3 separate regions of the Homo sapiens genome follow, and all the other regions are linked to region 2. The links are chromatin loops, found by intact Hi-C in ENCODE. Cell type or tissue: HepG2. All regions are shown on one strand. Region 1 has its middle 110 kb from the start of LINC02521. Region 2 has its middle 10 kb from the start of FOXCUT. Region 3 overlaps MYLK4 (myosin light chain kinase family member 4).

What was found. Peaks named below come from ENCODE experiments on the same cell type or tissue, not always from the same donor. Only the 100,000 strongest peaks of a DNase experiment are listed, where the experiment ranks them.
Region 1: a loop joins it to region 2, with 17 times the contacts of the local background. A loop is called at or near these places in 2 of 110 quality-filtered maps.
Region 3: it touches region 2 in a loop (9-fold over the local background); 71 of 110 quality-filtered maps call a loop at or near these places.

The regions. Positions count from the first base shown.
Region 1 is chr6:2,520,717-2,528,716 of GRCh38, forward strand. No RefSeq gene overlaps it. Among named protein-coding and RNA genes, the nearest start is that of LINC02521, 110 kb to the right of the region's middle. In HepG2, a CTCF peak has its summit at 3,609 (motif pointing left); a DNase peak (open chromatin) is centred at 3,595.
Region 2 is chr6:1,591,460-1,599,459 of GRCh38, forward strand. No RefSeq gene overlaps it. Among named protein-coding and RNA genes, the nearest start is that of FOXCUT, 10 kb to the right of the region's middle. RefSeq lists enhancers at 2,727-3,244, 4,449-5,002, 4,879-4,928 and a silencer at 6,039-6,273. In HepG2, a CTCF peak has its summit at 4,985 (motif pointing right); DNase peaks (open chromatin) are centred at 4,972 and 6,692; H3K4me3 peaks cover 972 bases; H3K27me3 peaks cover 6,413 bases.
Region 3 is chr6:2,740,814-2,748,813 of GRCh38, forward strand. All of the region lies in intron 2 of MYLK4 (myosin light chain kinase family member 4), which reads right to left. Among named protein-coding and RNA genes, the nearest start is that of MYLK4, 6.1 kb to the right of the region's middle. In HepG2, a CTCF peak has its summit at 3,773 (motif pointing left); no DNase peak of the experiment used is centred here; H3K27me3 peaks cover 558 bases.

The sequences.
Region 1 (8,000 bases), 930 kb after region 2:
ATTAAATAGCACTAGAGTGACCTAATCCTTAAGGCTTGATAGGAATCTGTGGAAAATGTCCAGATTTGATGCATTTTGGGGAGCAGATCTTCATTAATTTTAATTCTTCTGTGTTAATTGGTCTGAGTAGATTTTTCTGCTTAGGGATCAATTTTGATAATTAATATGCATTTATTTGTATAACATTTTGACATTAGTCTCTTATAATTTTAAGTTTGTACTCTATTTGCATTATTCTTTCTAAATTTTTGTGTTTGTATTTCTCTCCTTATTCATGCTAATGTTTTTTGATATGAGTTTTACTGAAAGCAACAGCTGAGTTTATTTATGGGTACTACTGATTTTCTTTTTAAAAATTGTTTCATTTCTGTTTTTATCCATAGAAATTACTTCTTTCTGGCCGGGCATGGTGGCTCATGCCTATAATCTCAGCACTTTGGGGGGCTGAGGCGGGTGGATCACCTGAGGTCAGGAGTTCGAGACCAGCCTGACCAACATGGAGAAACCCCGTCTCTACTAAAAATACAAAATTAGCTGGGCCTGGTGGCACATGCCTGTAATCCCAGCTACTACGGAGGCTGAGACAGGAGAATCACTTGAACCCGGGAGGCAGAGGTTGTGGTGAGCCAAGATCGCACCATTGCACTCCAACCTGGGCAACAAGAGCAAAACTCCGTCTCAAAGAAAAAAAAGAAATTACTTCTTTCTGTTTTCCTTACATTCATTCTGTTATTTTTCCTCAAGCTCCTAAAATGCAGGCTTAATGTACTTGCCTTCCATATTTTATTTTTAACAATATGAACATCTAAAGCTACTGTTTTTCTCTGAACGCTGCTTTACTGGCACCCCATAGGCTTATATATATATTGTTCTAATTATCATTATTTTCTAAATATTCTGCAATTTTGATGTTGATTTTGATTTTTCATTGACAGAAGAATTAAAAAAGAGTTTTCAAAATATTTTAGTGGTGGTTTTACTTTATTTATTTATTTTTTGGGATGGAGTCTCGCTCTGTCACCCAGGCTGGAGTGCAGTGGCATGATCTCGGCTCACTCCAGCCTCTGCCTCCCAGGTTCAAGTGATTCTTCTGCCTCAGCCTCCCAAGTAGCTGGAATTGCAGGCATGTGCCACCACGTCTGGCTAATTTTTGTATTTTTAGTAAAGACACGGTTTCACCATGTTGGTCAGGCTGGTCTTGAACTCCTGACCTCAGGCGATCCACCCACCTCGGCCTCCCAAAGTACTGGGATTACAGGTGTGAGCTGCTGCACCCGGCCCTGTTTATTTGTTCTCTAGTTTCTAATTTTATTATTGACTTCTTATTTTATTGAATTATGATAAAAATGTTTGTACATTTTAACTTAAAAACAATTGATGTTTTCTCTCTGCCTGACTTAGTCCATTTTTATGACTATTACTGGATCATTTGGGAAAAGGATTCGTTCATTCTCTAATTTGAGAGTATAGCATCTGACATATAGCAATTAGATCCGTTTCATTACTGGTTTAGGTCTTGTTTTTTTACATTGTATGTGTGCACATGTGCTTGATCTAACATGAACTGAGTTTCCTATTGTCGGTGAATTTCTGCATATTTCTTCTTGCATTTCCTGTGGGTTTTACTCCATCAGTGTTGGTGCTGTGCTGTACGGCGCAAATTCATAACAATTATATCACTATTGGGGATTGCAAACTCCAGCATTTTAAAGTGTGTGTCTTTGTGAATTCTATGATCCTACCACTTAAAGCACATGTGTTTGAGGGCATATTTTTATAGCACAGCTGTTCTGAAAACACAAACCAACCAAGGCCAAGGAAAGACAAGAGCCTGATTCTTTTAAATTTATGATGATAACACTAAAATTCCTTCTACAAAGCGAGCTTCCCGGCCTCAGAAAATGGCTTCAGTTCAAGTAGTAGGATCTTTCACAAAAAAATTCTCTGTCTACACATATTTGAACCTTTCTGACCAACAGCAACAACAAAAAACATAACACAACAATGTAAAGAGCACATTACTCATGACTAATCATCTAACCACAGAGGGAACTTCACTTCCTTCCTTCTTCACCACGTCCCCTTTTCCTCCCCAACCTCGCCCCCCTCTACCTTCTCTCTTGCTGTCTCCTGACGTGTATCCCTTGAATAAATGTGCTTTTTCCAAAGAAGATCGCTCCTGGCTCCTGCTCTCTCGCAGCTACTGACCAGTTGAACTCAGGGCGCTGGGTCCACTGGTGATTATGTGTGGGCTCCCACAGGTGACAAAAAGCCCATCTGGACTGCAGGGTCTTTAAACCCCAACGCTTCACACGTTCAACTTCTCACCCTTGAGAGTCTGTCACTTAGAGTTTTATTTTTCTACTCCCACTCTGTGCCACTCTATCCTGTAGACTCATTTTACAAAAGCAGCAAAATCTAAGTCTGACAGGTAATCCCATCTCTCCAGATTAGATGAGCTGGAAGCAACTTCTTGGCCCTGACATGTTGTGCAGAGGCACACAGCCAACCTTTGAAAGAACAAATGGGGGAAATTTGGAAATAGAGAAAGAGTGATGTCTCATGACTGTTACTATGATTTAGATTAACACATCTTTGGCCTGGGCCCCGGAAGTTGGATTTTCTTACAAGGTGGACATGTATCAACACAGAGCCTGCAGAACACGTAACTGTACAAGGCATACAGTGACCAGGAAGGGCAAAGACTCGCTAGTAGGCAACACTTTATCCTAGGGCACATAAGTATCAGAGAAAGAGGACAGAGCAGTCCTGGAGTCTTTCAAGTTGGGTCAGATCACCATAGATTTTGAACAAAATTAGTATCTTGGAGTTTATGATGACTGGGTTATGAATGCACCTATTAGGAAAATAGCCTATAATTTTTAGAAACCAGAAGCAATTGACGATTATGGATGTTTTAGTATTTTATTATGAGATATTACCTATTGGAATTTTTTGTTTGGGGAATTTTAGCAAGATATTAAATCAAGAATAGATAAACATCCAGATTATTGGAAAACCTTGGTGATGTAATTTCAGGGTCACTTTGCTACGTTAACTCATGGAGCATCATCACAGTACTACCAGAAGCAGGGAGCTGGGCAAGGTCCTGCTTGTTTACTTGCCTAAGCATAATGGCTGAATTTTGGAAATGATGAACAAGTAAGCTTGAAATCAATCCCCAGTGACCTTCGAAAACATATCACTAAATTAATATTCACCAGTAGATATCACGCATGAAAGAACAGACACATCATTTCTGTTTCTGATGGGGTTGCAATGACAAACTTATAGATGGGAACAAAGAGCTAGCCCTTCACCTCAGAATTGCTGCAAAAACATCAAAACATTCTCATTTGATAGCTGTCAAAGACCAAGCTAAATGAAGATATAGACAGGTGGTTTCAAAGTTTGTTAAATATCTTTGCTAAATAATATTAGCAATGGCCCTTGTCAACTGGAAGAGATGCCCTAACCCACCACCTAACTGCCTGCCAAAAATGGGGAACCAACAGTGTAAACAGATTAAAAGTGCAGGTTCTGGAATGTGATGACCTGGATTTTGAACCACATGCTTTCTGCTTTGGCCTTGAAATGTTATTTTACTCCTTCCTCCTGCAGTGCCCTCTGCTGACAGAGCTGAGCATTGTGTCAGGAGAATATCAACAGGGACCAGCTCCAGCATTGCAAGACAGGCAAAGAAGAGTGTGTTTGGAGCCAAAGTGACACCTGCCACAAGCTGGGCACTGCTGTCTATAGGACCTCATACTCCACTGTAAGGACTTTTACAAGAGCAAGAGGGCTTCGAGCAGAAGAATGACACAACCTTATTCATACTTTCAGCAGGATGATTCTGGTTCCCGAGCTGAGAATGGACCAGAGGAAGGCAAGGTGGAAGCTGGTGAGGAGGCTGTTGTGTTAATATTGCAATAAGAATTTAGCAGGCTGTTTAGCATTTATGTAATAAAGATATTCCTATGGGACTGTTACGATATCTTACCTAACCATCACTGCTAACTCTAAGTCTAAATAAGAAATAAGTATTTTTTAAAGAACATTAAAAAAATCAATCACCACAAAATACATGCCGACTTTCATAGTAGGTGATTATGATTATATTGCAATATAAACTCAAAGTAAACCAAATCAAACAGACATTTGGTGTTTTGATTTTTTTGGCAAAGTGATTTCTTAACATCTCTATTTTGAAAATTATTGAATCTTTTTGATTAGTAATACATTCACATCGTTTTCAAAATAAAACAAAGATATGCAAAAGTATTCAGTAAAAAGTCTTTCTTCTGCCTTTATCCACTATGTGTCCTGTTCCCATAAAACTTTTGTTTGCCAGTGGTTTGGATAAAGAAAATGTGGTACAGGCCGGGTGTGGTGGCTCATGCCTGTAATCCCAGCACTTTGGGAGGCTAAGGCAGGCAGATCACTTAAGGTCAGGAGTTTGAGACCAGCCTGGCCGACATGGTGAAACCCCAACTCTTCTGAAAACACAAAAATTAGCTGGACATGGTGGCAGATGCCTGTAATCCCAGCTACTAGGAAGGCTGAGGCACAAGAATCAATTGAACCTGGGATGCAGAGATTGCGGTGAGCCAAGATTGAGCCACTACACTCCAGTCTGGGCGATAGAGCAAGACTCAATCTCAAGAAAAAAAAAAAAGAAAGAAAATATGGTACATGCACACCATGGAATGCTATGCAGCCATAAAAAAGAATGAGATCATGTACTTTGCAGTATCATGGAAGCAGTGGAGGCCATATCCTAAGCAAATTAATGCAGAAACAGAAAACCAAATATAGCATATCCTCACTTATATGTGGGAGCTAAACGTGGGGTTAATAAATACTGGCAATTCCAAAAGAGGGGATGAAAGGAGGGGAAGGGTTGGAAAACTACCTATTGAGTACTATGTTCACTACTTGGGTGACTGAATCATGAGTCCAAATCTCAGAATCAAACAATATGCCCTTGTAACAAACCTGCACATGTACCCCCTGAATCTAAATTTAAAAATAAAAACTTTTAATTTTTTTTGTATCTCTTTCCAGAGTTTTTAAGCATAAGTGTTAGCAAACACAAATATATATTATTATCTCCCCTTTCGGTTTTACGCAAAAGGAACATACTATGCACATACTTTTCTTCACCTTGCTTCTTCACAAAATTTTGTATCTGGATATATTTCCATATCATAGGTATAGAGAGCCTCTTCATTAAAAAAAACTGTATGTACCATACTGTATTTAAATAAACCTTGCTAATGGAAATTTTAGAGGTTTCCAATCTTTTATTACTACCAACAATGCTGCCATGAGTTACCTTGTAGATATATGTCAGTTTTTTGCACATGTGCAAGTATATCTGTAGGATAGTTACAGAAGTGAATTACTGGGTCAAAGGGCAATATGCATTTGTAATTTTGTTTTATTTTTATTTTGAGACGGAGTCCTGCTCTGTCACTCAGACTGCAGTGCTGTGGCGTGATCTGGGCTCGCTGCAAGCTCCGCCTCCTGGGTTCACGCCATTGTCCTGCCTCAGCCTCCCAAGTAGCTGGGACTACAGGTGCCCGCCACCACACCCAGCTAATTTTTTGTGTATTTTTAGTAGAGACGGGGTTTCACCGTGTTAGCCAGGATGGTCTCAATCTCCTGACCTCGCGATCTGCCCACCTCACCTCCCAAAGTGCTGGGATTACAGGCGTGAGCCACTGTGCCCAGCCACATTTGTAATTTTGATAGCTGTTGCTAAATAGACCTTCACTGGGGCTGTAGCAATTTAGACTCTCCCCACAATGCATGAGAGTGGTTTCCCCACAGCTTCTACCACGAGAAAGATTAGCAACTTTTGGATTTTTGCCAGTTTGATTTATGAAAAATTACCTCGCAGTATAGTTTTACTTTGTATTTCTCTGATAATAAGTACAGTGAGCCTCTTTTCTTATGTTCAACAGACAAGTACTTTTCCTTTTTTTTTTTTGAATTGTCTATTCATATCCTGTGCATGTCTCTACTGGGTCATGGATCTTGACTCTGTGTTTTTAACACAATTGAGAAAAGTTAAGCACTATATATTATTTTGGGTCTAAAAAATTCCATTGCATTTTTAATGTTGTAAAACTTATACTAAGTCTGCCGTTTTAATACTAGTAAATATGTCTTACTATACTACAAAATACTCTTTGTTCAGAGGCTGAAATTAGCAATTTCAAACATGGCTCATATGTATGCGTGTGTGCATATAATGATGTCCTTCTTATAAAGTCACATGAGGCCATAAAACTTTACTCCAAAAAGGGAAACTGAACTCAAATGAGGTCTCTGGAATATAGCTATTCTGAGGCTTAAAAATAAGGTCCCAGATTAGCCTAAGCATCGCTCACTTGAAGGGGATAGCCTTTTTAATTATTTTAAGCCCATTTGTTGAACAGTTTCCAGTCTAAATCATTAATATCAAACCAGATTCCTGCGTTGGCTATTTGATTAGTGTACAGTGCATTATATGTGTATTAAACTCCACTTTATTAATGATTTTTAAAAGCACACTAGACATGATGAAATAGAATGTCAGAGCTGGAAAGACCTCTGTCATCTTGTCTAAACCCCTTGCTTTACATAAGCTATTAATATGGGTTTTTGGTTTTTACTCCTCTCTCCTTATTTTTCTTCAACTTTTAAAATGTTTTTAATACTTGTCATCCTAACATCTGGTTATAAGTACCCTTAACTTCCATGTTGTATAGATAAAGTCTTTCTTGCCTAATTCTTGGCTACTCTAAATTTTAGTGGTCACTAGAAAAAGTTCTCTATGGCAGAGGTCTATTTTTTTAAGTGGATAAGCTTCAGTTTCCCCATGGGTCAATTAAGAAATTTTTATTAGAAGTCCTCTAAAGTTGCTTCAGCTCCAACCATCTATAGGCCTATGAGAGAATAGGATGGATTCTTCCACTTTCCCTAAGGAAAGGGCTGCCCTGCTTTGGGGCAAAGTTAATATTTCTGTGTAGCTTTGTTACATTCTATTTCCTGAGGTCATAACAGTCTGGGTTCCAATTACATTCCTAGAATAATGAGCCTGTTACAGTAAATGAACATTTTCAAGTGCAACTGAATAACCACCTATTGAGTGTGCTGGCACCTAATAATTTTCCCCTTGGCAGAGGAAAGAAGTGGGCATTTGGGTAATGGGAGGTAGTTTGTGAAACGTGATAGAGAAAAGGATGATGAGAATCTGAAGCAGCTCTCCACACCTTGCAGGGCCTCTGCTTAATCAAGGCAGCTGGGAGATGAAGGCGATGGACCCTTTCTGCAAAGGTGGAGGCCCCTGACTCTGCACCACCTCAGGGTTGGCACTAACCTGACCCCAGAAGTCATCTAATCCAAGTTTGTCTCCTTTCTCCTTTTTAAAGTTCTGATTGATATCAAATGACAAACCAGTATCCCGACTGTGTTAGATGAGAGCTATCTCAAAGAAAGGGGCTGGGTCAAGAAGCCTGTGTTGGGAGAGTAAGCCTTAGCAAGAGATATTTTTTAAAGTGTTAAAACCATGATTTTCAACAAAACGTGCTCTATGTAACAATATTTATTGCCCTTTGGCTTTGTGGTATTTTCATATGGTTTTTATCAAGGGAACTTTGTGACTGGACATACACAAGGCAAGCATTCTGTTCAAACAGCAAAAAGAACATTGGTCCGTGACCATTAGCGTAGCAGGTCCTGATGAAGGAATTCCCCTCAATGAGAAATGAGGCAGGCCCCCAACCAAGGACAGAAAGGAGGAACAGTGTCAGGGCATTGTCATCCACAAATAGCTATGTATATTTTTTTCTTACCAAACAATTCCTAATCTTTCAGACTTCCACATCATATTGGAAAGAACAGTATGTCTTTTCTGGCTCCACAGTTTTCTCTGTGAATTTGCACAAGCTCCCTCTCTGTTCTGTATCAAGGTGGACTACCCGAGCTCAGTCAAGTAGTAGCTCCATTTGCAA
Region 2 (8,000 bases):
TTTGCAGAACGTAACTACCGCGATCATGAGAATCAGGTGTTGTATTTGGATAGCAATGAACAAAGTTTCTGTCAAGAAAATGTCTTACAGAAGTTGAACAGGATGGTTTCAAGAAAGTGAACAGACTATGGGTGAGCCTGGGTGCTGTGAGATGCCAAACCTGGGGAAGAAAACAGAAGCCGTCATCCGGCTGCCAGGCATTCTTCCTCGGGCCCTTTCTGATAGGGCATGCAGGTAAATGTGCTATTTGCACTCAATCTGCAGCCAGTCTGTCAACCCTGTGTGTGACGCTGTCTTCTTTCTAATTCTTTCTCATTCTACCCTCAGCAGTTTTTTTTTTCAATTCCTAACAGAAACAACCAAATGATGCCCCAGATGCAAAACAGTATTCCCAGCAGGGTGGCTGCCATGCTAAAATATTGTTCTTTTCTCGGCTAATTTGTGGTCAAGATCTACTACATTCGAAACATCATGACAATAAAGTACGGCTGTAATCGCAAGCAGCTTTAGGAAGGTCTGCAGGCATCAGCAGACATTTTTCACACAGCAGTCTCCCCCTTTTCTCTAAAGAATTTTGGAGATCATTTCTGAATGAGGCCAGGCTCACCTAACAGTGGCTGCATCACCTGCAGCTGCGCCAGGCCAGGCCATGCAGCTTCCACTGACTTCAAGGAGAACTGGGCAACATGGCAGAGGGTCGAGTCCACACAGACAAAGCTCCTGGCAACATCAGTCATCACAGCTCAGCCATCATGGAACTCCACAAACACCAGCGTGGCCCACATTCAATTCTGGAGGACAAAAAGCTCAACATCTACAGTCCTACTTCCTTCCGGTATACTCTACCTACCCCTCTCCACACACACACACACACACACACACACACACACACACACACACACACACAGACAAAACATCCTCAGCAACATGGATCTTGCTTAATCTTTAATAAAATACAAGCTTCTTCCCATGCAGCCATAGAAAAGAATGAAATCATGTCCTCTGCAGCAACATGGATGGAGCTGGGGGCCATTACCCTAAGAAGCAGAAAATCAAATATCTTATGTTCTCACTTATGAATGGGAGCTAAACAATGGGCACACGTGGACATAAAGATGGAAATAATAGACATGGGAGACTCCAAAAGCGGAGAGGATGAGAGGAGGGGGAGGGGCAAAAATACCTATTGGGTACCATGTTCAATATTTGGGTGTTGGGTACATTGGAAGCCCAGTTCCCACCATGACACAACAGACCCATGTAACAAACATGCATGTGTACCCCGGAATTTAAAATAATTTTTAAATGTTTAACCCTAATATAATTGTGAGGAAATAATTTAACAAATCCAGATGGTGGCACATTCTACTAGACAGCTGATCTGGACTCTTCAAAAATATCAATAACATGAAAGACCACAAAAAGCAGGGGCTCATTCTAATCGATTTAAACAAAACTTAAATAACATGACAACTGAAAAAAGCATATGCATGCCCCTAGACTCAGCCCATGAGCAGAAGGTTGCAGCCAGGTAAGTCTGATTTTGAGGTATATTCAGTGGAAAAGACACTACAAGGAAAGCGCTTTCTGATCATCCCCCGCCCCCAGGTGCGGCATGCACAGTGCGTGATGTGATGATTCTGCGGCTAGAAAGGGGTACATTCATGGACTGAAAGAGCACATTTTTCCTTTGAACTAAGGAAAAGATCCTTGGGTGATGTTGAAGGCTGTGCGGAGTGTTTGTGAGGAGTGAGGCAATTCCCAGGGATTTTTCTTCTACAAACACACAACGGGGGTGAGAAAATCAGACACAAAGTCAGGCTTCATGAGGCTAAGGAAGAACTTTTCCTCCTTTAGCGAATTTTCTGGAAGCCCTGCCGAGGCTACCCCCACCCCATGAACGCATCCAATGCTTTTGGGAACCTGTGCTAATCTGTCGGGTTTCTGCATATCTCTTTGCCCAACCAAAGGGACCCCAGACCCTGCCACCTTTGTCCGGAAGAGCTGGCCTCGGAGGGACAGAGACTCTGAGCCTGCGTCCCAGGAAGAAAGTCACAGGTAGGAGCTTCGGGCCCCCTCGCTCTCCCCAGCAGCACCACCCACTGGCAAAGGACCCAGGTCTCTTTCTCCAAGGGACAGGGGGGTCGGGAAAAAGAAAAGACAAGACTCTCCTGTGGGAAAGAAACACATGTGAGGGTGCTGGAGGGTTTCCTTCCTTCTTCTGGAGTTTTAACAAAAATAGACTCTGGGATGAGGTTGTAGGACAAGGAAGTGCTCCCTTGCTTGACTGGTGTTCTTTCTGCCCTCACTGGAATCTGCTTGGCAGCCGAGGGCGGTGACGTTCCTGTAGCTTCCGTGGGGAATTCAGGTGCGTGTGTGTGCGCGTGTGTGTGCGTGTGTGTGATAAGCTGTTTTCATTTTACCATCCTAAAAAAAGAAAAAGTCAGACGAAGGCACAGAAAACGGCTGAGGAATTCCTGGCAAGGGCAGACTCACCCACTTACTAGCTTTCCGCTTAGCTTGCCACCGGGACACTTCGATAGTCCAGGAGACAAATCTGCTTCCTCTCTGGGGCTCTCCCGGTTGAGAGGTCGGCGGAGTTAGCCGTCATCTTTCCCTGTAGGTTCTGAGTCTATCAAGGTGCAGCCCAAATGCAGAGGAAGCTCCCGCACCCAGGGTTTCCCCTGGCGAGTGACCGAGCCCCTCTGACCAAACGCGCGCTCAGGCGCCTTATGGATCACACGGTTCCAATGGCCCGGGAGACAAGCAAACGTGCCAAGCGTGGGCTTCGATAGAATACTCGCCTCACCACCGTGGCACGGAGAGAAAGCCCTGATTTCTCTTTCATTCCTAAAGGGCTAGAATTCTGTCGTCTAAAACCTGCCTCATGGAAGCCCGTGGAAAAAACTGCCTGCGGAAGAGACGAGGTTGTGAGCGCTTATAGCACAGATGGAGCAGAGTGACCACAGCTGAGGGAAAACAATGAACTTTATGTTCTTCCAGAACAAATTACACACTCCCCCCAGCCCATAAAGGCTTTTTATGTAACTGCAGTCAGGCAATACCTGGGCAGGGAGCGACTGCGGGGGATCCCACATCCCTGCGCGGCTCTTGCCTCGGGCAGCCCCACCACGCCCCTCCCAGCACCCAGGGTGTCTCGGCCCTGCCCAGCCGGGACCCACCTCGCAGGCCCTTTTTCCCACCGGGATTCAGGCGTTTCATGCTGACTTGGGCCCTCGGGGGCCACGGGCCAAGGGAGGAGGGAGGGGCAGGCACCTCGCCATGGAAGCTGGTCTCTGGAGGAGCCCCCAGCCTGGCAGGGCGCTGGGTGAGACAGGTGGCTGGCCACCAGCCGTGGTGGCGAGGAACAGCGTGGGCTGCAGCGCCCTCACCATAACCGATGGCGACAACTGAGGCAGGCCCAGGACTTAGAAATTAGCATTCAAAATGTACAGCCTAAACACCCTGCACCAAAAGCCCAGCCTGCTCTCTAGGCGTTCCATCAGCCGTCCATGCTGAAATGTCCTTCAACCTCACCGCCCCCTGCAAGCCCTCCCGCTCTCCAGCCGTGCGCAGGCAGGCCACGGTCCCCCCCACCTGTGTCTCGTGTGACAACAAAGCAGAGGAGGAAAGGGAGGGGCTGAGCTTGTCACGGGGGGGTGGGGGCCTGCGACACAATAGCGCGCAGTCCTAGCTGCTTTATTGAGGATACTGTGTTGAATAAACCAATGACTAAGAGAGACGAAGGTGAGCTTTCTGTAATTCCCGGGAATCGTCGGAGGCAGTTACAAACATTTTGTTTTATCAGTTAATTTCACCCATCATGCCCCCTCGTGGGAACCACAATTGAGGTCTCTCCACAGGCTGTATTTTTAGGTGACGCACCCACATCTAAGGCAGCCAGGATGGTCGGAAAGTGTCTGCCAGCAGACTGGGGATCCCCAGGGGCCCCATCAGCCCAGGGCTGCTCCTCAGGATGGCCGCGGGGCCGTGCCGGCCGGGGCACACCAGGCCAGGGTGGGCGGCTGTTCCTGGACCCCAGCGGGCGTCTGCCTCCCCTACAGCGGGTCCGGGCACCCCGGGTCTACTTCCAGTTCAGAAGCGCAGCACTGAGTAGGGTGAGGTGGTCATGGCCCCTTCTTCTCTCAGTGAGCATCTGGACCCTGGGGGCCACGTGCCTCACACAGACTCTCCAGCAGCTGCCTAGGTGTGGATCGCTTTAGGAAACTCAGCTCCTAGCTCCCTAACTTCTGCACACACTCTTCCCTGAAATCACTGGGCCTGAGATTGCTCCTCGGGGCTCTCCTTCCCACCTCCCTCCGCGGGTGCCAGCCTGCACTTTGCAAACCACGGGGGGCTTGCACCTCCCCTGGCCCTCCTCCGCCTTCCCACCCTCTTCTCTCCCCGCCTCCACTACCCAAGTTTACCGTGGAGCACCAAAAGAACAGCTTGGTTTAGGGGGTCTTCTTTGAGGAGGGGTAACAACGGGGTCAATATTAATTTTGGAGATAATGTGAGCCACGCTGGCCAAGCACAGCCCTCAGCCCTTTCAGCAGAGCCGTGTGCTGCACACACATCTTCAGCTTTTCTGGGCCTCCGTTGCCTCTGGGTACATTTGGATTTGAAGCTGGAGAGAACCGAGCAGAAAGCAAGGAAAACGAAGTTCATCGAGGGCTTTTTGGCCCGCGGTAGGGGAACAGGCCCACCGAAGCACACCCCGGTTTCCCACAGTGACGTTCAGCTGCTCTCTCTCCCTCATGAGCTGGAGTCACGCTACGGACCCAGCCGTAAAGCCCTTGCGGTGTATTTCCACTCCAAATGTGGTAGGAAGGTCCTTGGCTTGCAAATGCTTTGTCCTAAGGCTCAAGGACTTCACCTGGCAAACACATCTCACCACCTTGCTGGTGCGAAACCGCCTGGGCTTTCACTCCAGCCGAGGCGAGGCATCTAAGTGCGCTTCTCCGGGTTGCCACTAGATGGCATCAGAGCTCCATCACGGTCCCTGCCCACCGGCGCCTCAACTCAGACTGGATTCCTGCTGGGGAAACCGAAAACAAAAGGAGGGGAGGGGGCGCGGGTGGGAAATAATTTGCCAATACTTTCTTATGAAGTTGAGAAATAACTAAAGCCACCGGTTCCAGTCTTGAAAACCAAGGCCCATTGGCAGTGGGTTATCAGAACTTACTAACTTTAGAGTCACTGAAGTTGGTATACAATGCCCCACTGTTAAATTGGTAAATAATCCAAACAAACAAACACAAAAAACAAGGTCCAATTCTAGCTTATTTGGAATCATAAGAGAACACCATGCATTAAACCCATAGCAACTAAGTTTGCAACAAATAAGTACAAAAGATGGAAGCTCTCTTTAATTTGTAGCCCCAAATAAAATGCCACTGATCGCATCCAGCATGTCTGAAACAGGCTAGTAAATAACGGATTTTTAAAAGCAATTTCTTTTCTGTAGACGCTGATGGACAAGAAAGCTCATCTTGGCTGGAGTTGAACATGGGGAACTTCTTGGTTCCTCTCACTCTTTCCTATTCTCAGAGCCTCTCTTCTGTTTAAGACATCACCTAAGATCCCAGGCTCCTCCTCCCCCTGTTACAATGTGCAGAGTGAAGTTCCAATAGTCAACTTGCCAAGAGACAAGGCTTCATGAAAATTCTCCCCCTGGGAAAGCCAGAGTCATTTGCCCTGGAGGCTCACAGGGACACACACACACACACAACCAGCCCAGAAAAAACAAAAGAACAGCCCTCAACCCTCCTTACCAGCCCCCTCCCCCCAGCTCCAGTTCTGGCCCCTTCCCTGCCTCTGCACCTCCCCACGATAAGCCCCAGAGATAAGATTATGCCAGGTGACAAGGGAAATCCACACTCCCGAAGACTGTGCCCCTAACTATCCCCCCCATCCTCATGTTAATTCTCAGTGCCTTCATTTTGTGAATCAGCAAATGTTATATAAATGATTTACCATTTAAAGGTGCGATAACATCAGACCAGAGGGAGATAAGGGGCTTTGTGTGACACTTGAAGCCATGGTGTTGGGAGTCACGGAGGCTTTCCTTCTCTGGCTTCCCAGGGCTTTAGGCCCCTTGTTTATCTCTTCCTCTCACCAAATTACTTCGGGCCATTTACACGTCTCCTTCCCCCACCAGCTCAGCTTCCTTCTCTTCCCACGCCTTCTGTGAGGCTCTCTGCCTGTCCCACCGCTGGTCCCATGCTTATTGGTGGGGATTTCTCAGAGGCTTCTCTGGATGTGTTCTGAGCTCTCAAATGGCAAACAGTGTTTTTCCAAATTCTGTTTTCCCACTGTGTAATTTTAAAACCTACACAATCATACAAGCATCACCCCCTGACCTCGGCCATCATTTTTATTTTGCATTTTCTTTAACATTCTCCATCCAAATGAATCCATCTGCAGCTCGCCATTCCAGGCTTTGCAAAGTCCTCATTCTTCTTTTTTGGTGTGATCCCATTAAGTTGATGTTTTTAGTAGTGGACATCTAGTTGGCTTAAAATATTTCACTGTTGAAAGCCTCACTTGTGTTTAACATCGAACTCACACTGGAGTAAACTAGTATGATATGCATGTTAGTCATTTATGCATATTTACAAATCTAAATATCTGTTGCGACATATAAAGGATGACTTTTCCTAGACTTCATAGCTCCCTTTGTTTCAAACTATGATGCAATTTTTTCTGAAGCTCATTGAGACGGCTTATACACAAACTATGATGGGGGAGAGGCACAGGCAGGTGCTCTGAGGGGAAGACTTCCTTGGCCCTGCAGGCATCTGAGCCTCTCCCAGCCATGCTGCCCGCCTCTGTCTGCGGCTTCTTTCCTTAGCAGAGTGAGACGCGAACACACGGCTCCCGGCAGCATGGGGACCCTTCGACTCTCGCGACAGAACCATAACTTCAGAGCCCCACCACACTCTCTCACTTGCGGTTTATCCTCGTGTTTTAATTTCCTGTATTTACAGTTTTTCTCAAAGGCATTCCGAAGGTTCTCCATTGAATCATCTCACTAAAACCCCTCTTAAAAGACAGCTCAAACGTCTAAGTTATAAGAGATAGATATGATTCATTCCTTTGAGAAAAAATAAACTGAGGCACAGCTAAGCCCGTCGTGCCCCTGGGCCTGATGGGCCGGCGGGGCCTTGCACTGCCTGGTCTAACCTGTGGCTGCTGGTGACCAGGCTGTGTCCCCCGGACCTCCTCGGCCTTCAATGGAGGAAGGTCAGATTTCTCAGTCAGATTTTGCTTGGAGAGCCCAGCTATTTCGTTCCATTGAAATAATTGGAGAAGTTCTTTTTTCCACAGGCATCCTGCCTGCACTTCATCGTGTGTATTATTTTGGATTTGCTTCAGAAAGAAAAATGGCCTTTCACGGCGTTTACGGAATGTGGGCAGAAATTGGACCGGGCAGACATAGAGCTCCGCACAGAGATGGAAAATATTCAGGGTGAACACGCACACTCGACACCCACGCTCCCGCAGAGAAGCGAGCCCCAGCGCTGGCCCCACACCTGAGTGCCTCCTCCGCCGGAGACCCGCCAGCGGCCAGGCAGCCTCTGCTCCCCAGGCCGGCCTCCGCACCTGCTTTATCCGCCCTTGGGTGGCTGCGATAGGAAGGTCCAGAAGTTTCCTGCCCGTGTGCACTAAAGTGCTCCGTGTGCCTGCGCCCCGGGACCCACCTGCGGAGGCCTGGAGAGGCCCAGCCAGCCCAGTCTCCTCTGCACCTGAGGAAAGGAAGCGGCTGCCCCTAGAACGGAGGAGCTGGCTGAGAAGCTCAAATCCTGGGACCGCCCCCTGCCCCCCTCCAAGTTCTGGATGCCAGTGGGTGCGGGTTTCCCCTGCTGTCTTCACCAGAGGGGCCTTCTCTACGCCACCTCCTCCCTCTGTCCCTTCTCCTCCCCAGGGCCCAGGGTCTCTAATGAAGGAAACGATTACGTCAAAGCAATCAGCACCGAAGTTTCAGAGAGGTCCTGTAT
Region 3 (8,000 bases), 1.1 Mb after region 2:
GGAAGTGGACTTTGTTGTTGTCACCATGTGGTGGGCAGAAAATGACAAATAAGTGAAAGGGCCAAATACCACAGGGCAAAGACCTGGAATAGCTTCCTGAGTCGGATGTCCAGAGACTGACTTTGGGCCACTTCATTGCAAGAGACTTTAGGTGGTTTTAGATCATACAGTAACAAACCGTTTTTAAAACTTATGTGTGTGTTACTGTGCATTAGAAATCTATAAATAAAACATCAAAACCATGATTTCACTTTATTTTTGCTTTGGCTAAAAATGTTTTAAATGACTCATATGAAAAATATTAATAGGAATAAAGATAGCATGTAAATATAGCAAAAATCATGATAGTGGTGTGTGAAAAAAAGATCTGGGAAACTAATAGATAAATGTGCCTTTTATAACCATTATGTTTTAGGTAAGTGGATAGGATCGTAGTTTGGGCATCTATATTTAGGAATTTTGTTATCAAGTATGCTAACCATTCTCTTACTTAGGTACACAGACTTGATTTGCCACATTTGTATTTTTGACGACGTTGTTCTAACTTTCAGGGAGAGCAAATAAAGGTCTTTTTCTCATATTAAAACAACAGAAATGGCATAAAACTATCATAATTTTAATTACTCTAAGAAGCTGAAACAACATACACATAAGTTGACTCATCTGTGCATTTGGTCAAGGACACTCAGAATTTACATGGGCAGGTACCTATACACAGTACATTGGAAAACCTTTTTACTGCTCTCTGTCTTGAATGGATATAGAGCACATTCATATCATAAATAGGATTCACTGATACCTCTAGAAAAGACAGTTCTTAAAACTGCTGTGCTTGTAGATATTTCAAAGACAATAGTTTGCTCACATTTCTAAATATTCATTAGCAATAAGAAAAGCTATGAGGACATGTTGTACACTCTAATTTAGGAGAGATTTTCTTCATGGCTAAAAAGTTGCAAAAACATTCTGAAATATACATCCACAATACTCCTAATTAACTCACACAACTTGTTGGCCTTTTCACTGGGAAATGCTCTGAGGGCTACAATCTCATAGCTTGAGTGAGTAACACATTCTTTTCCACATGGAAGATGAAAGCCCTTAGTATTTCCCATAGGAGAAATGTAGTCCTCTTGGCATCTCCCACAGGAGATACGATAAACAGCGAAAAATGATTAACACTTGGGCAACAGTGACTGCCTAAAAACACAGACTTAACTATGATGTTAGGTCAGACCTAAAGAGAATTATAATGTTTTATGATTGCTTACTTAAAAAAAAAACTCTTCCTTTCTTCCATCTCTTTCACTTTGTCCTCAACTAAGACAGATCAGATGATTGACAAGCCATTCCAAGATTGGGCAATTCCTCTTCATATGAACTTGATGCTCCAGAAATATTTGCTGTGGAAAGGTCCCCGGGAAAGGCGCAGGCCATGCGGAAAGGCTGACTCCTAGAGCTCTCCGACTTCTGAACACCAACAAGATGCCGAGTTGGTGGCTTCTTGTTGAATAAGAATAAATAAGGCATTTGACCCAGCCATCCCATTACTGGGTATATACCCAAAGGATTATAAATCATGCTGCTATAAAGACACATGCACACGTATGTTTACTGTGGCACTATTCACAATAGCAAAGACTTGGAACCAACCCAAATGTCCAACAATGATAGACTGGATTAAGAAAATGTGGCACATATACACCATGGAATACTATGCAGCCATAAAAAATGATGAGTTCATGTCCTTTGTAGGGACATGGATGAAATTGGAAATCATCATTCTCAGTAAACTATCGCAAGGACAAAAAACCGAACACCGCATGTTCTCACTCATAGATGGGAATTGAACAATGAGAACACGTGGACACAGGAAGGGGAACATCACACTCTGGGGACTGTTGTGGGGTGGGGGGAGGGGGGAGGGATAGCATTAGGAGATATACCTAATGCTAAATGACGAGTTAATGGGTGCAGCACACCAGCATGGCACATGTATACATATGTAACAAACCTGCACATTGTGCACATGTACCCTAAAACTTAAAGTATAATAATAAAAATAAATAAATAAGGCATTTATACACAGGTGTAGGGATAGATTGTCTAACTCCCCTAGAGAAATTTTTTTAACTGCATGCATTGTCAATGGGGCAATAGCACCCCAAAGGAATGAAAATTGGTTCTTCTGGGGGCATGTGAAGAAAATCTTACTCTTTTTACGTATAAAGCACAGAGGTACAAACAATGCATCAACAGCTATGCAGTATACATGTGGTATTAAAATTTAATGGGAGGAGTCAACTAAGGGGAAAAAACCCTAAAAAGTCTAGGAGGGGGTGGATGATAATGAAAACAAGGCTGAGAAACACCGCCATAAACCCACCTTCAGACAGGAACAATGATTCAGACTGTTTTCCATAGTGCTTTCTAAACTGTTGTATATTGTTTTAAAAATAATTTATCATATGCTAATTGATAAGAGAGTCAAATATGTGCAAAGAGCTGTCTTCCCCAAAATGAATACCCTCTCTTGAAAAGTGCTAAAATTCTTAGAATAGGAATTATTTGTCTTCTTCCAGAATTCTGCTACGCTTCTGACTGAATTCCATTCCTGGAATAGCTATGGTGTTACATGAAATGCATTATCAGGCGACAGCTCAAAGGAGAAAGCAGAGAAGGCTATGCTCAGAAGGGCTGATCACTGCAGGTGCTGTGTTTGCAATCGATTTCTTAGTAAGAGTAGAAGCACTTTTGCTTCTGTTTTATTTTCTTTTCATAAGTCATATAAGAAGTAGGAGAAGGAAGAGATACGGACATTATTTTTAGCTCTCACAAACAAAAACAGATCACTAACTTTAATATGCACAGGGAATCCCTGCCCGTGAGGTTCCCCAAAAGTTGGTGCAAGTGTTTGAAATGTGCCACATGCCACTATTATTACCTCAACTGCCCCTAAGACCAGGGCCCTGGGCAAAGATTCAGCCAGGGCATGCATTCCATTTACTTTGGCAAGCGTCACTCCCAGGTTGGAAACATTCGAACAAAATGAATCTGTCTTAGATAAAGGTGATTTTACTACCTGCACGTCCTCAAGAGCAGGAGTCTGCCAGTGGCCTCCCCGGGTCATCACGAACCGGATCAAGCACCAGAGAACTGAAGACGAGAGAAGGCACACGCTACCTACAACCCAGACGTCTTTTCTTCTGAGTGTGAAGTCCATTCTTTGGGAGCAGCTGTGGATGTTGCTTGGCTTATATGTTCCTTCCCTGCCCTGATCTAGCACCAGCACTTCTCAAGCAGTGTCACCCTTTGCTCTGCCCTGAGGAGTGGGTGTCACCGAATTACAGAGGGTTCTTGCAGAGTCCTGCACTGGACGTCTCCAGTTACGTGATCAGCAAATAATCTGCCTCTTTAAAAGGAAAAATACGATGGCCTTGTGTGACAGATCTGAAACAGGTGTAGGGGCATTGGGAGACTGCTGGCAATAATTTACGACGCTGTGAATGCGTATTTGTTCCCAGTTCAAGGACAATTAGCACCACTGTATCTGGCAACTGCTGGCTGCCGAGGCTGGGCCACTGCCAGGGAGCTTTCTCCTGCCCTTACAGGGTGAGGAGCACAGGGATGGAGGTGGCGAAATGCAACTTGAAAAATCACAAAACCTCTGCCCTCAGCCTTGTTATTTTGAGATCTAAGTTATAGTCATTACGGATGGTGCTGATGGTACAATTTCACAGCAGATGGTCAGGAAATGCCACCTGGTGTTAAATCCACCAACTGCAATCAAAATAGGAAAATCCACACTTTACTCCAACCCACTGTCCCTCTGCACATCCTGTTAATAAATATTTTGCTTTGCTTGGTCTTGGGAGCATTTGTACCGGGCATTTAAACACTCCAGGGACAGTGGGGTCCCGAGTCTGCTGGGGCCATGCTTGTTTCTACCCCCACAGCTTTGGGATACCCCCTGGTTGGGATATGGAAGAACTTAAGCCAGGTTTTAAAAAGGAATTATTCCCTATGAAGGAAGGCTTTCAAACACAAATCAACAAGGGTTAGGATAAATTCAGAAATGATTTGCTTAGGGGTCTTCCAGGCGCGGATGTGGAACGGTGGGCTATGCTGACATATTTTTGTAGAGTGAGCATTCACAACCTGTGTCCTACTTTTATACTTGGGACCATGCCTTTTGGATGGAGGATGAGTAACTAGGGGTGAACAGGCAGGTGGGGAAAACCAACGGAGGAGGAGGAGAGCACAGACAACCCCGGGCCTCAGGAGCAGGGATGGGGGTGGTACACCGAGGAAAGCAGTGAGAAGCACGCAGGGCCGAATGGTTGGCTGAGAATATCACCAGGCACATTTGTGTTTCATTAAGCAAAGGGGTGTGGGGGTGTATATGAGACAGAGATCCTACTAAATATTCAAGTAAATCTGGGGGAAATACAACACGAGGGCTATTTACTATATAGATAACAGAGAACTGACAAAAGAAAAAAAACCCAGATTCAACTGTACAAAAATAATACTAATTATAGTTATGAAACCTGTTCATCATTTATAACTTAATGGTATGGACACAGTAGCTATCGAGCTCATCACTCATATGAGTCAGACCAATTTGGTCTTGTAAATTTTACTTGATTTCAACACCACACCGTGTACGTATGTTTAGATCTAGTTTATTATGGCATATGGTTATCTGCTGAAAACTTTTAAAATTTTACACAGTAGGTAGAATTTAGGTGATTTTGAACAGCCTTTGGAACATAATAGAATAAGAAAAGTCATTAGAAAACAGAATAAAAAGGAAAGTAGGAAAAATAGGCCACACACAGCAGCTCATGCCTGTAATTCCAGCACTCTGGGAGGCCAAGGTGGGAGGATCACTTCAGCACAGGAGTTCAAGACCAGTCTGAGCAACACATGGAGACCCCTGTCTCTACAAAAAAATACAGAAAGTAGCCATGGGTGGTGGTGCATGCCTAGTCCCAGCTACTTGGGAGGCTGAGGCAGGAGAATCACTTGAGCCAGGGAGGTCAAAGCTGCAGTGAGCTGAGATCACACCACTGCAATCCAGCCTGGGCGACAGAGTGAGAAGCTGTCTCAAAAAAAAAAAAAGAAACAAACAAACAAGAAAAATTAAAAGAACAAGGCCGGGCACGGTGGCTCACGCCTGTAATCTCAGCACTTTGGGAGGCCAAGGCAGGTGGATCATGAGGTCAGGAGTTTGAGACCAGCCTGACCAATGTGGTGAAACCCCGTCTCTACTAAAAATACAAAAAAAAATATAAAAAAAAATGAGTCAGGCGTGGTTGCGTGCGCCTGTAATCCCGGCTACTCAGGAGGCTAAGGCAGGAGAATTGCTTCAACCTGGGAGACGGAGGTTGCAGTGAGCTGAGATCGCACCACTGCACTCCAGCCTGGGTGACAGAGCAAGACTCCGTCTCAAAAAAAGAAAAAAAGAAAAAAAGAAAGAAAGAAAAATTAAAAGAACAAGAACTACTTAAGTAGAAGGAAGAAAAGAAGGCTATGAAGTGTTTCATAAACTCAGTAAAACATAGAGGAAAGAAGGAAGATGGCTAAAAATGAATTCAGTAGAAGAAAAATAAAAGAAATAGAAAAATCTGATTAAGAGCAGGAAAACAAAAAGAATCTGAGTTTTATCAAACTATTTTAACAAATATAAGTTGTTAAATCTATATAAAATTCTTCCCCTATTGGGACTGGAGAGTAGTTCCAGACTCTAAAGAAACTGCACTGCAAGCTTCCAGAACAAAGCTTTCATGTCACCAGAGTCTGAAATTCAGAGTACATTCTTTCCAGTGCACCACAGGGGATGTTTCTACTATGATTAGCCGTGCTAATCCCCTCAAAGAGAGAAGGGATGAGAGAGAAAGGGGAATAGGTGGAGAAAATCGACAAGCATGTTTTTATAGTCCCTGGAGAGAAAAGCGTGGCATTTTAAAGATTTACTGCTGCCCCAGCAGAAGATGAAGACGTGTTAATCTAGCTCTGTCTGCATACCTGAAGACATCTGAGCTGCTGGAATGTCCTTCTCCACCCACCCGCTGCCAAGCCTGCTGGCTGCCCTGGCACCCACCAACTAGGCAGGCAGGGGCTCCAGGCCATGGAAAGGAGAACTCTGTGCCTCTGACACATGCACCTATCCATTCTCCACGTGGACGGAGAGAGACAGGGAAATTTATTGCAGACATCTCTAGGCCCTTCTCCATTTACAAGTAAGAAATTGAATGGGACACATGGAGCTCCTAGTGATTCCTTCCCACCTTCCACAGGGTGTCAACTGCAGGACGGAAGCCAGGAGGCCCAAGTTACAGAAGGGATATGAGACTTACTATAAAGGACATTCTCTGATGGTTTCTAGGGGTTAAATAGCAGTCTCAATTTTTCCCTCAAAAACACCCTAAAAATATTTAACTTCCAAATCATCAACTTCTGGATGTAGTTGGCTGCACAAAAGTAACATCCCTACATATATTTATGTTCCAACTTAGCACTATCGCACTCTTTTTTTTTATCTTCAGAAACAGGGTCTTCCTCTGTTGCCCACGCTGGAGTGCAGTGGTGTGATCATAGCTCACTGCATCCTTGAACTCCCGGGCTCAAGCAATCCTCCTGCCTCAGCCTCCCAAGTAGCTGGGACTACAGATGTGTGCCACCATGCCCGCTATTTTATTTGTATTTTTTTATTTTTGTAGAAATAGACATCTCACCATGTCACCTGGGCTGGTCTCAAACTCCTGGCCTCCAGTGATTCTCTTGCCCCAGCCTCCCAAAGTGCTGGGATTACAGGTATGAGCCATGTGTCCTGCTTATCTCACTCTTTAGAGTGTTGCCCATTTATAAAAATTGTATCATAGATTTTGGAGAAAAACAGTACTTGAAAGATAATGAAATTCATATAAACTATTACAGTTAGTTGATGATTTCAAAGTTCTCCAAGAAGAATATTTTGTCTTCTCTGTCCTACCGAAATTAATAAACAGAAAAAATTATCCTGTTTGTACCACTGAAAACCCTAATGAGAAAGTCATGTCTCACTTAATTTTGCCTGTAGATATTTCTCCTTGGTCTATATTGAACTCATGGGGAAAGCAGAGGTCTCAAAAAAATGTTTCAATCTGATTCATTTATTCTCTCCAGCACATTTTGTCATTTCTTATTCACTTACAATAAAAAGCCTCCTAGACCTTTTATATACAATCTCTCTATTTCATTGTCTATTGCATTGTTAGAAACGCCCTTCCTACCTGAATAGTGTTTTTTAGAACAGTAGCTGGGCAAAGAAGGATGTTTTCCAAACCTGCCTGATAAGAATCACTTGCTCTGATTATCAAAAATAATGGTTCCCAGCCCTCAACCAGAATTCACTTAAATAGATCTGTGCATTCCAAAAACACTTTTGGTGCCTATTTGTTTCCGTTACTAGGAAAGCAACTGAGGAAACATGAACAAATAACACGAGGTTTCCCAACCTTAAGGAGCCTTGTCTAGAGAAAGGTGATCAACATGTTCAAAACCACCACATGTGCTGGAATGAAGGCACGGGCAAAATGCTTGATGCTCCCACCGGGCAAGGAGCCAACGGATGATGGGCAGGAACTGACTGGGCCAAGGCAGGGGAGGTAATTGCTGCTGCCGCTAACACATATTAAATGCTGACTCTAGTGACAGATACTAGGCGGAGTGCTTTACAGACGTGATCACACTTAATTTTCACAATTGCTATTATCTCACTAATTCAGATGTGGCAAGCCCTTGGTTAAATTAATATTTTTCCCAAGAACGAGCAGCTGGAATGGGGCTCAGAACTCTCGTTCTGCACAGAGGAGGGTACAAGCCCCACCGTCGTGCCATCAGCAAGTCTTTCTTGTCCCTTCTCTGGACTTCACTATCAACAGCTCTGCTGTCTACCGCGTGAGGAACTCAAGATCTGAAGGAAAAAGGAGAAACTTCTTTCTGCAGAACAGTGT